Regions from separate parts of the Mus musculus genome. Here region 2 is linked to region 1. The links are chromatin loops, found by intact Hi-C in ENCODE. Cell type or tissue: heart. All regions are shown on one strand.

What was found. Hi-C counts contacts between places; a loop is a spot of excess contacts. Peaks named below come from ENCODE experiments on the same cell type or tissue, not always from the same donor. Only the 100,000 strongest peaks of a DNase experiment are listed, where the experiment ranks them.
Region 2: it touches region 1 in a loop (3-fold over the local background); 6 of 42 quality-filtered maps call a loop at or near these places.

The regions. Positions count from the first base shown.
Region 1 is chr7:92,545,056-92,550,055 of GRCm38, forward strand. No RefSeq gene overlaps it. Among named protein-coding and RNA genes, the nearest start is that of Ccdc90b, 14 kb to the right of the region's middle. In heart, no CTCF peak of the experiment used is centred here; no DNase peak of the experiment used is centred here.
Region 2 is chr7:92,313,703-92,318,702 of GRCm38, forward strand. All of the region lies in intron 14 of Dlg2 (discs large MAGUK scaffold protein 2), which reads left to right. Among named protein-coding and RNA genes, the nearest start is that of 4930567K12Rik, 200 kb to the left of the region's middle. In heart, no CTCF peak of the experiment used is centred here; a DNase peak (open chromatin) is centred at 2,939.

The DNA.
Region 1 (5,000 bases):
TTAGGCCCCCAAGGGTCAGCCATCCTTATTTCCATACTTCTTTATACATGCACTTATCCAGCCTGATTAGTCACAATATTTCCCTTATGTTTATTTGTTTCTTACTTCAATGTGTGTGATATGATGCTATATAGGACACTCAAATGCAGAGGTCCCAAAGGTCTCAGCAGTTGCTTTAAAAAAAAATGTAGCTACCCACTAGGATCCACTAGCATGCCTCTCCTTGCAGCATCACCCTGGAACCCTAAAGTTCTACCTTCTCTCTTCTAAATGGCCAAGGACTCATCCTGGTGGTCCTTGTATTTGTATCACAGCCATAGGTCAAAGCAAGTTTTATAGAGATAGCGGAGTGTTTCACCTGAGATGTTTTCACAGAGATGGACCACTGGACCATGTTGGTTAGGGGCATGAACGAAATCAAACTCAAGTGATCTGCAAGGCTTTCCCCTTGAGGCTTTTAGACACAGAATTAGAGAAAATTCAACCTCATTTTGATGACTGGAGTAAAACATAATGACACTTCAGAGCTTACAGCTTGTTTTCCTACCATCTGGGAAGTCAGTGAAATAGAATAATAAAAATAATGGCAATAATTCTAACACTTAGCAAGAGCTTTTTCTGTGTCAGACCCTGTGCTGAGCCTCCAGAACTCACGTGGTCCTTACAACAACCCCAGAGGTTAGTGAGCTGCTCACTCTCGTCTCAAGATGAAGAAATGGACACAATAAGCTTAAATAATTTGTTCAACATCACACAATTTATAAGGAAGTTAATTTTCCTTCAACTTTTGAAAGGTTTGGTTCCAGACCTTATCACCTCAATTATTAATATATCTGTGTCAGAGCTAGAAAGCAGAATATATCAAAAAGTTGGAAAAAAGAAGCCTGGTCACATTTTAATACCATTTCCAATCACTCCAAAAGACAAGTTGTAACAACGCTGTACAATGCAGCTTTGTTTCATAAAAATTTGTTTCTACCTCGCAACTCAACAGTGGTTAACATGAAAATGTCTTCCAAAGCGTGTAGTGTGCTAATCACCCATACCTTCCTTTCAACCTACTCTGCCCTCTCCACTAGGTGGCCATGATGATATTAAACCCCCCCAAAAAAATGCATCTTTAAAACCCTCTAAATAATCCTCCTCCCCTCAAAGGAAGTCCAGAGGAGCAGAAGATCCTGTAGGCTCTAGAGTCTTACTCTTTCTTTCTATTACTGTTCCCCGGGTCCATTCCCACAGTGCTTTACAAGAGGGAAGGAAATATATTCCTAGACCACCCCATCCCCGAGCTTCTGCTACCACCTTTGTCAAAGTTTTCCCCAACTATTCACAAGTGGCCATCATTGTTGGAGTCTGCTTTGGTCTGGCTACTTTGGCTGGCCTTTACTATTCCCCATCCCAGAGGCAGCACACCACGATATGGATTTCAGGACTTCAGCACAGCCTCAATGGAGTGCTTACATAGCTGATTCCCAAACACTTCCATGTCATTTTTGTCCACTGGGCTCCAACTACCCTGAATATCATCTGGGAAATATCTGCATAGTGTCTAGAACAGCCATTGCTCAGCATGTGGTTCGTTTCCTTCCTAGAGTCCTCTCTTACTCCCCTGGTAACTCTACTGTAGAAGGGCTGATGTCCTCACTCTGCTTTTGTAAACAGACTGCTTGGCAGATGCTCTACATCATCTACCCTGTGACACATCTGACAAATATTGAGCCTCTGACAAGAATAGTTTCAAATCCCAATGCTCAGCATTATATATGAGTACTATGCTGGGATCTGGGTTTGTGCTGTGGGTGAGTAACAAAGAGTGCAGCAGTAAAGAAGGTAGACCTCCAGAGGTTGGCAACCTAACCCTAAGCACGCTATAAAAAGGACCAGCTCACAAGCAAGCTGTTCTAGAAGCGCTATTCCACCTTCATAGCAATTCTATTTGTGTCAGCAAAAGAAGGAGGATGGAGCTTTCCACTCTGCTGCAATTGGAACCATCATCCCTCAATTACAATAAGTGCAGTTTGATCTTTTTGTAAGCAAAAGGAATATTGTTTGAAAGATATGCTCCTCTTCTTAGAATTTTCTCTGAAGAAACTGCTGTGCTCCTGGGCCATAGGCTTCATACTACAGAGGCATGGTATCTACACTCCAAAAGGGCAAGAATTCTAGTTCTCCTCTGTAATGTTCTAAGAAATTTAAGGAGTCTAGATAATTATTTGGATAAACTGAAACCAAGAAGACTAATGTATTAGAGTCTCATTACCATGATGCATATCTGAGAGAACTAATTTGGAAGGAGGAGGGATTTATGTGGACTCGTGGTTTCAGTGCATGGTCAGCCAGCCCTGCCATTTCCAGGCTGTGGTGAGGGAGAACATCATCCTAGAAGAATATGATAGACCAAAGCTGCTCACTGCAAGCAGCCAGAAAGCAGAGAGAGACAGACAGGAAGAGGGGAGAGAAATATAAAGCCTCAAGCACATGCCTCCAGTGAGTCCCTTCCTCCAACTTGGTTTCACCTACTAAAAATTTACAGCACCTTCTAAAACAAAACCATGAAGGGGAACAAAGCCTTCAACACACAAGCCTGTGAGGGTCGTCCCCTATTCAAACAACCAACCCCTTTTCATATGCCCATCATCTGAAGAGCTGGCTCTTGTCAGAAGCCATGCTGACATTTTGGCACCCATTTGACAGACAGAGCAACATAAGACCTTGACTATACCCATCAAGACCTTGATCATGGGAGAAATGCTTTACTCAATCCCATTTTCTATGGCAAGCTGTATAACTGGTATGCTGTGCTGGACCCCCTCAATCTTACCCGTAAGATTCAATGTTTTGGATCTTAAAATGGCTTTTAAAATTGAGGATAAACAAACCCAAGTTATGGAATATATTTGCTAAGAGCAACTGTGACTTTTTAAAAGCATGTCTATTCATAAACTCAATGCAACCATCGCAGTGTGATAGAAAGGCATATTTAAGTAAAACCCTTTTACCTTGCTATTTCTGTAGCAATCCTGCAGCAGAAGTCCTCAGCTGTCATCCTAACTGGACATAAAGATCTTTCCCAAGCTTTTTACAGAGCCCCTGTTCTGCACATCTGCATTTCAAGACTAACGCATGGTTTTGAAGTTTAGAGACCTTTTAGTCTTTCCACTTTGTGTCTCTAAGTCCATCCCTTAAGGGCTTATTGTATCACAGTATGGACATTCTGTGATTCTGGTGATTGTCACTTCTAATATACCAACACAAAGATCCACAGAATGCTTGAAGAGGTTCACAGTCCTGCTGATGTTTCTGTACCACAGAGCTGACTTCTGGAGGAAATAGCACCACTTCAGAATGAAGGATCATCTTCAGGACCATCCCACAGCATAAAAAAGTCTTCTATTTCAGGCTACTTTTAGTGTCTCATATCATCCCTTCTCCCCTCCTTCACCCACAGCAGTTTTGAGTGCCGCAGTTTCCTGTGTTTCTAATTCTCTTGTGTATGGCTTTTATACATTCTCATAAGCACTGATATTGGAATGCCCTCATCATATCTGTGTCTTCGATAAGTAAATATCAGCTCTTTCAGTAATGATTTCTCAATGCACTTCCTTCTGTGTCATCTTAGGCTGTATAATGTGGCTCTGCCACAAAACCATAATTATCAGTTAAATGTTAGGTAAAAAATCCAAATGGAGCCAGCATCCCTATTCTACTGATCTAGGACTGGAATTATATGATTCTCAGTTGAGCTAAATGTTCCCCAGTATATAGTTTGCTTCCTATCAGTATAATAAAACTCCGACCAAAATCAGCCTGGAGAGGAAAGCATTTATTTAGCTTACAGCTTACAGTCTATCAAGGGAAGCCAGGGCCAAAACTCAAGACAGGAGCTTAAAGCAGAGACCATGGAGGGAAGCTGTTTACTGGCTTTGCTCCCCTGACTTGCTCGGCTTGCTTTCTTATACAGCTCAGGACTGCTTGCCCTAGGGGTGACATCACCCCTAGTAGGCTAGGCCCTCTCTCAGGCCAATCTGACGGAGGGATTTTCTTAGTTGAGATCCCCTTATCCTATATGACTCTAGCTCACTGTAGAAATCCTAAAACCCAGCAACACAATGGATGACAACAGCGTAGGGAATTCTTGAGCAAGGTCATACAGAATAGGAAAAAGATCTTTTCTGGAGTCAGACATTCAAAGCTTTAAATCCCACCCACAAAAGTTGTGTGGTACTAAACAAGTGCTTTATCCTCTTGGGTCTCAGTTTATTCGTCTATATACTGGAAGAAATCATTGCTGCTTAGCATTGTTGTCTTAGACATAGGAGTCCATGCCCCAAGAATCCTAGGTTCTATTCCTTTAAATCCTCATGTCAGTATCTGCCTCACTGAGGTCATTATAATTGGTAGAATAACTGTAATTAGTGATGTAACTATAAAGGATGCGTCAGGTTTAAACATTCCAAAATAAAGCTAAAACTATACAAACTATGGCTAAGAAACAACAAACATTAATGAAAATGAATGGAAAAGCACATAATAGTAGATAGATACAAACTATGGCTCAGCAGGTAAAGCACTTATTTGTGCAAGCCTGTGATTTGAGTCTCATCCGTGGATCCCATAGAGGAAAGAGAGAACCAGAGAACCAATTCACAAAGATGTCCTCACCCACATGTGAACATGAAACACACACACAGAGAGAGAGAGAGATAGAGATAGGTAGATAGATAGATAGATAGATAGATAGATAGATAGATAGATAGATAGATAGATAGATGTTGTTTTCTTTATTACCAAACATACAACTATATCCAATTGGAGTGGCCAGGAGAACGGATCTTTTCTCCACAATTTAAACAGGATTATCATATAACCCTACAATTACACTCTTAGGTGTATACCCAAAAGACTGAAAGGAGAGAAAGAAGTATGTGTGCATGTGTGATCACATCAGGCCTATATACAATACCTAAAATAGAAACAACAAACATTAATGAAAAATGAAT
Region 2 (5,000 bases), 230 kb before region 1:
TTTAGTTTCTTTTTGGAGGCACTCAGAGCCATGAGTTTTCCTCTTAGAAATGCTTTCATTGTGTCCCATAAGTTTGGGTATGTTGTGCCTTCACTTTCATTAAATTCTAAAAAGTCATTAATTCCTTTCTTTATTCCTTCCTTGACCAAGGTATCATTGAGAAGAGTGCTGTTCAGTTTCCACGTGAAGGTTGGCTTTCTATTATTTACGTTGTTATTGAAGATCAGCCTTAGTCCATCGTGATCTGATAGGATGCATGGGACAATTTCAGTATTTTTGTATCTGTTGAGGCCTGTTTTGTGACCAATTATATAGTCAATTTTGGAGAAGGTGCCATGAGCTGCTGAGAAGAAGGTATATCCTTTTGTTTTAGGATAAATTGTTCTGTAGATATCTGTTAGATCCATTCATTTAATAACTTCTGTTAATTTCACTGTGTCCCTGTTTAGTTTCTGTTTCCACGATCTGTCCATTGATTAAAGTGGTGTGTTGAAGACTCTCCCTATTATTGTGTGAGGTGAAATGTGTGCTTTGAGCTTTACTAAAGTTTCTTTAATGAATGTGGCTGCCCTTGTATTTGGAGCATAGATATTCAGAATTGAGAGTTCCTCTTGGAAGATTTTACCTTTGATGAGTATGAAGTGCCCCTCCTTGTCTTTTTTGATGACTTTGGGTTGGAAGTCGATTTTATTAGATATTAGATTGGCTACTCCAGCTTGTTTCTTCAGACCATATGCTTGGAAAATTGTTTTCCAGCCTTTCATTCTGAGGTAGTGTCTGTCTTTTTCTCTGAGATGGGTTTCCTGTAAGCAGCAAATTGTTGGGTCCTGTTTGTGTAGCCAGTCTGTTAGTCTATGTCTTTTTATTGGGGAGTTGAGTCCATTGATATTAAGAGATATTAAGGAAAAGTAATTGTTGCTTCCTATTATTTTTGTTGTTTAAGTTGGCATTCTGTTTTTATGGCTGTCTTCTTTTAGGTTTGTTGAAGGATTACTTTCTTACTTTTTCTAGGACGTGGTTTCTGTCCTTGTATTGGGTTTTGTTGTTGTTGTTGTTGTTGTTGTTGTTGTTGTTATCTTTTGAAGGGCTGGATTCATGGAAAGATAATGTGTGAATTTGGTTTCGTGGTGGAATACTTTGGTTTCTCCATCTATGGTAATTGAAAGTTTGGCTGGGTATAGTAGCCTGGGCTGGCATTAGTGTTCTCTTAGTGTCTGTATAACATCTGTCCAGGATCTTCTGGCTTTCATAGTCTCTGGTGAAAAGTCTGGTGTAACTCTGATAGGCCTGCCTTTATATGTTACTTGACCTTTTTCTCTTTGGTGCATTGTGTAAAGTGTTGTTGCATGTTTTGTGTTGTAATATGGTACATGTACTTGTTAAAGAGAAAAAGAATGTGTGTTATGTGTATGTATATTTATGTGTGTGTGTGTGTGCATGTATGTATGTCTGTAGTATGCATTTAAGTGTGTGTTATGTGTGTTTTTGTGTGTATGTTGTATTTGTGTATGTGTTTGTATTTGTTGTATGTGTTAGTTAGATGTCCTGGTGGTTGCATGACTTACCTACTTCCTTTTGCTGTATTCCCAGTCATGTCTCACAGGAGACATATTCTACTGCCTGTCTTGATGCAGATTGGTGTGTTGCTGTGCACTTTGTGACCCTGTTCTTCCATTTCTGGCTTGCATATGTCTGTCGGTCTGTCTTTTTAGTAAAGACTATATAAACACGACAAGGCCATCTCTAAAATCTCTTTTGGTCTACTAACTCTGAGTCATCTTAACTGGTATCTTAGGAGAGCTGTAAAGAATAGAGACGCAGGTCTTAGGGATCTACTGTTCTCAGGTTTGGAATGTCCCCATGGGGGTCAAGAAGACGACTCAGTGTATTTATACACATAAAGGTTGAGCAAAGTGCCACAGCCCTGTAACTCCAGTGCTAAGGGAGGGGCTTTTGAGGTCTTGCTGACCAACCAGAGTAGCTGAAATTGCAAGCAGGAATAATAAGAGACCCAGTCACAAGAATGAAGATTGAGAAGCAGTTAAATAGATCATGTCACTGTCAGCCTTTGACCACACACATCTGCACAGGCAAGTGCACCTTACACACATGTGCATATTCACACATAACCCACACATAACAAAGCCTAATCAATCAGATAAAGCTCAGATCTGGTTAGAGGACCTTCTGATTGTGGAACTGTCTATCTTCCACCTACCTTGTAAAGACACTGGGGTTGAAGTGTCAATGAAAGCAGCAGCTCTTGTGAAGGAATCAGCTTTGCTAGGGGTTGAATGATTTATAGCTTACAACATGTCTCACAGAGCATTACATACATAACCAGGGTCCATGTGGCAGTCCTCGGCAACAACACCTCATTTTATTGCTTATAAGAGGTAGTGTCAACGTACGAAAATCTAACAGAATGCCCTGTGGTGCCAGTATAGCTTGTTCACTAGGATTTTCTTTCTTTGGGAATAGAAATGGATTATATTTCTATTTTCCAAGCTTCTCTTCTTTTGTTTCTTGGCTTTGTTTAACTCCAGTGCTGGTAACCGTTTAAAATATCTAGTATTTTTCAACACAGGGGTGGCACAGAGAATAAAAGTGGGAGTAGGGAGAATGGAGTGTGTATGCAAAGAGCTTTGTGTGCTCTTTCTTAGACACTCCCAGTATTGCCAGTATTGGAGAATGTGTTCCTACTTAGGGGCTTAATCCCAACTGTTAAATGATTTCCTGAAGGTAGTTTCTTGTACGATTTCATCTGAGCGGCGTAGAAATCAAGCCAGCTTAATGGAAAAGCTCAACGTTCTGTCACCTCCAGCTCCCAAGGCTCCTCCATCTGCTCTGCCTGCACTGGGAGCCAGGAAAGAGCAGCAGAGCCAGATTTCTCATTAGCAATAAACCTGTTGGGCCAAGGACAGGGAAGTATCTGGGGCCCTGCTGGGGCATGTCAGGCACAAAGCACTTATCTTCGCTCTGAGACTTGGGTGTTGGGGTAATAGGACGTGCCTGGGACTGAGGACTGTCTGGATCAGGATGCTTCCTATGTTCTTATAATTTAGGCTCTGTATACCCTGGAACACACTGGACCAAGGGAAGAACTCGTCTTGCCAGCTTCTCATTGGTCACTTTCTTCTCTGATTTAGTTCCTATGATTTGATATAAATATTAGCATGAAACATAGAGAGAACTTGCCAAGGTTTCATATTCTACTTCATTATTTTCTTGTTTTATTTATCTGTTGATTTTAAGAGAAGATCTCACTCTATAGCTAGAGCTGTAGCTCTAGCCTGGAGCTCACAATGGAGACAAGGCTGGCCTCTATTGCACAGTTAACACCTACCTCTGCATCCCGAGTAGAGGGATTAAAGGCGTGCATACCATGCCTAGTCTTAGTAGTGTACTTTAAAGGGAGCTCTTTGGATGTGCTGGCTGCTCCTCTTGCTGTTGCTCTGTTGGCAGAAACTCCCTGAACACCAGGGGCTTCAGAATGAAAGCTTGTAGAGAATTCTTATCTGCAGTTGTTGAGGAGTCAGCTGTGTTGAAGAAGAAAAAAAGAACTAATTAGTGACCCTTGGTTGTATAACAGAATTCCAACCTGGTGTGTTACATTTGAAATTATAAACATAGAGCTATAAATAAGAAAGAAACGCTCCTTCTATTAGCCTGCTGTTGTAACAGAAAGCATTGCCAACTCTCCCTCAGGCTGAGTTAGAGCCAGATGTAATTTCTGAAGGCAGCCCTGATGTATTTAGCTGACGTGTGATTACGTAATGAAATATACAGATCAGTGGATTTTAGTAAAAATGTACTTCTACAAAATCACACCATGCAGAACTTTCCAATTCCCAGGGCCAATCCATAGCCTTACCCCGACTCTGAAGGATAACCACTATTCTAAACTTCACTCTACAGACTGGCCTAATCATGTGAATTAGCCTATACAGTTTTTGTTCATGTATCTCTATCTGGTTTATTTGATGAAATATAATGTTTTAAGAGCCTTTCATATTTTCTTACATTTTGTTAGTCTACTCTAGTTTACAACTTGATCTATCAGTCTTTTTCATAAGTACAACATATGCAACAGCACAAGTGGTCACAGGACAAACATAGGGAGTTTGTTCTCACCTTCTACCATGTATTGTTCTGTTGAAAAGCACTTGTATGATTTCCAACTGGGACCTACTGTAATTAAAGCTGCTATAAACATTGTCATACATATTTGAGGAAATATGAACTTGTTTCTGATATATACTGTGAGGTTATATGTAAATATTTAAAGCAACTAGACAATTTTAGATATGTGCTTTAAATAGGCAGTTAGATACTTTTCTAAGGGCATTGCCCAAATTGTTATGGTGACCCAGAGGTGAGAAGAATGAATATTGGACACCAACTGTCTGTACCATAGAGCCCTAGACAATATTGCATGAATGCATTTACTGACATGGCTTCATGTGTGAATTCTGAGACTATGAGACGTGTGTGTGTGTGTGTATGTGTGTGTGTGTGTGTGTGTGTGTGTGTGTGGACATCAATAGCTCTGCTTCTGGAACTCACAGAGGCCAGACAGCTGTGGTGGGCCGATTGATGTTCCTGACCAACAGTGTATCAAGGAAAAGGAGAGGTGCTCGCAGTCCTGGAAAGGCCTTCAGTACCTCTGGGCCTTCTTGCCCTTTTGTGAGGTTATAGGTTTAAGTTCTGGATACACCCTACTTTAGTAAAGCAGGAAGTGTCTACAGGCTTCTAGACATAGAAGTGAACTAGCTCCTTTGTTTTCTGCTCACTAGAGCAGATCTTTACATTTCTCTACTGAGAACTGGTTTGATTGATTGATTGATTGATTGATTGATTGATTGATTGATTGATTTAGAGCTTAAAACTCTGTCAGTCTCCGGTTTGCATAAGTCTTTAAGTACATGAAGAGAAGTAGTTGGGGTTTCCAAGTAGGGCAGCCCTTTCTTTAAGTGGAATGAAGCGCCCTGCCACTGGCA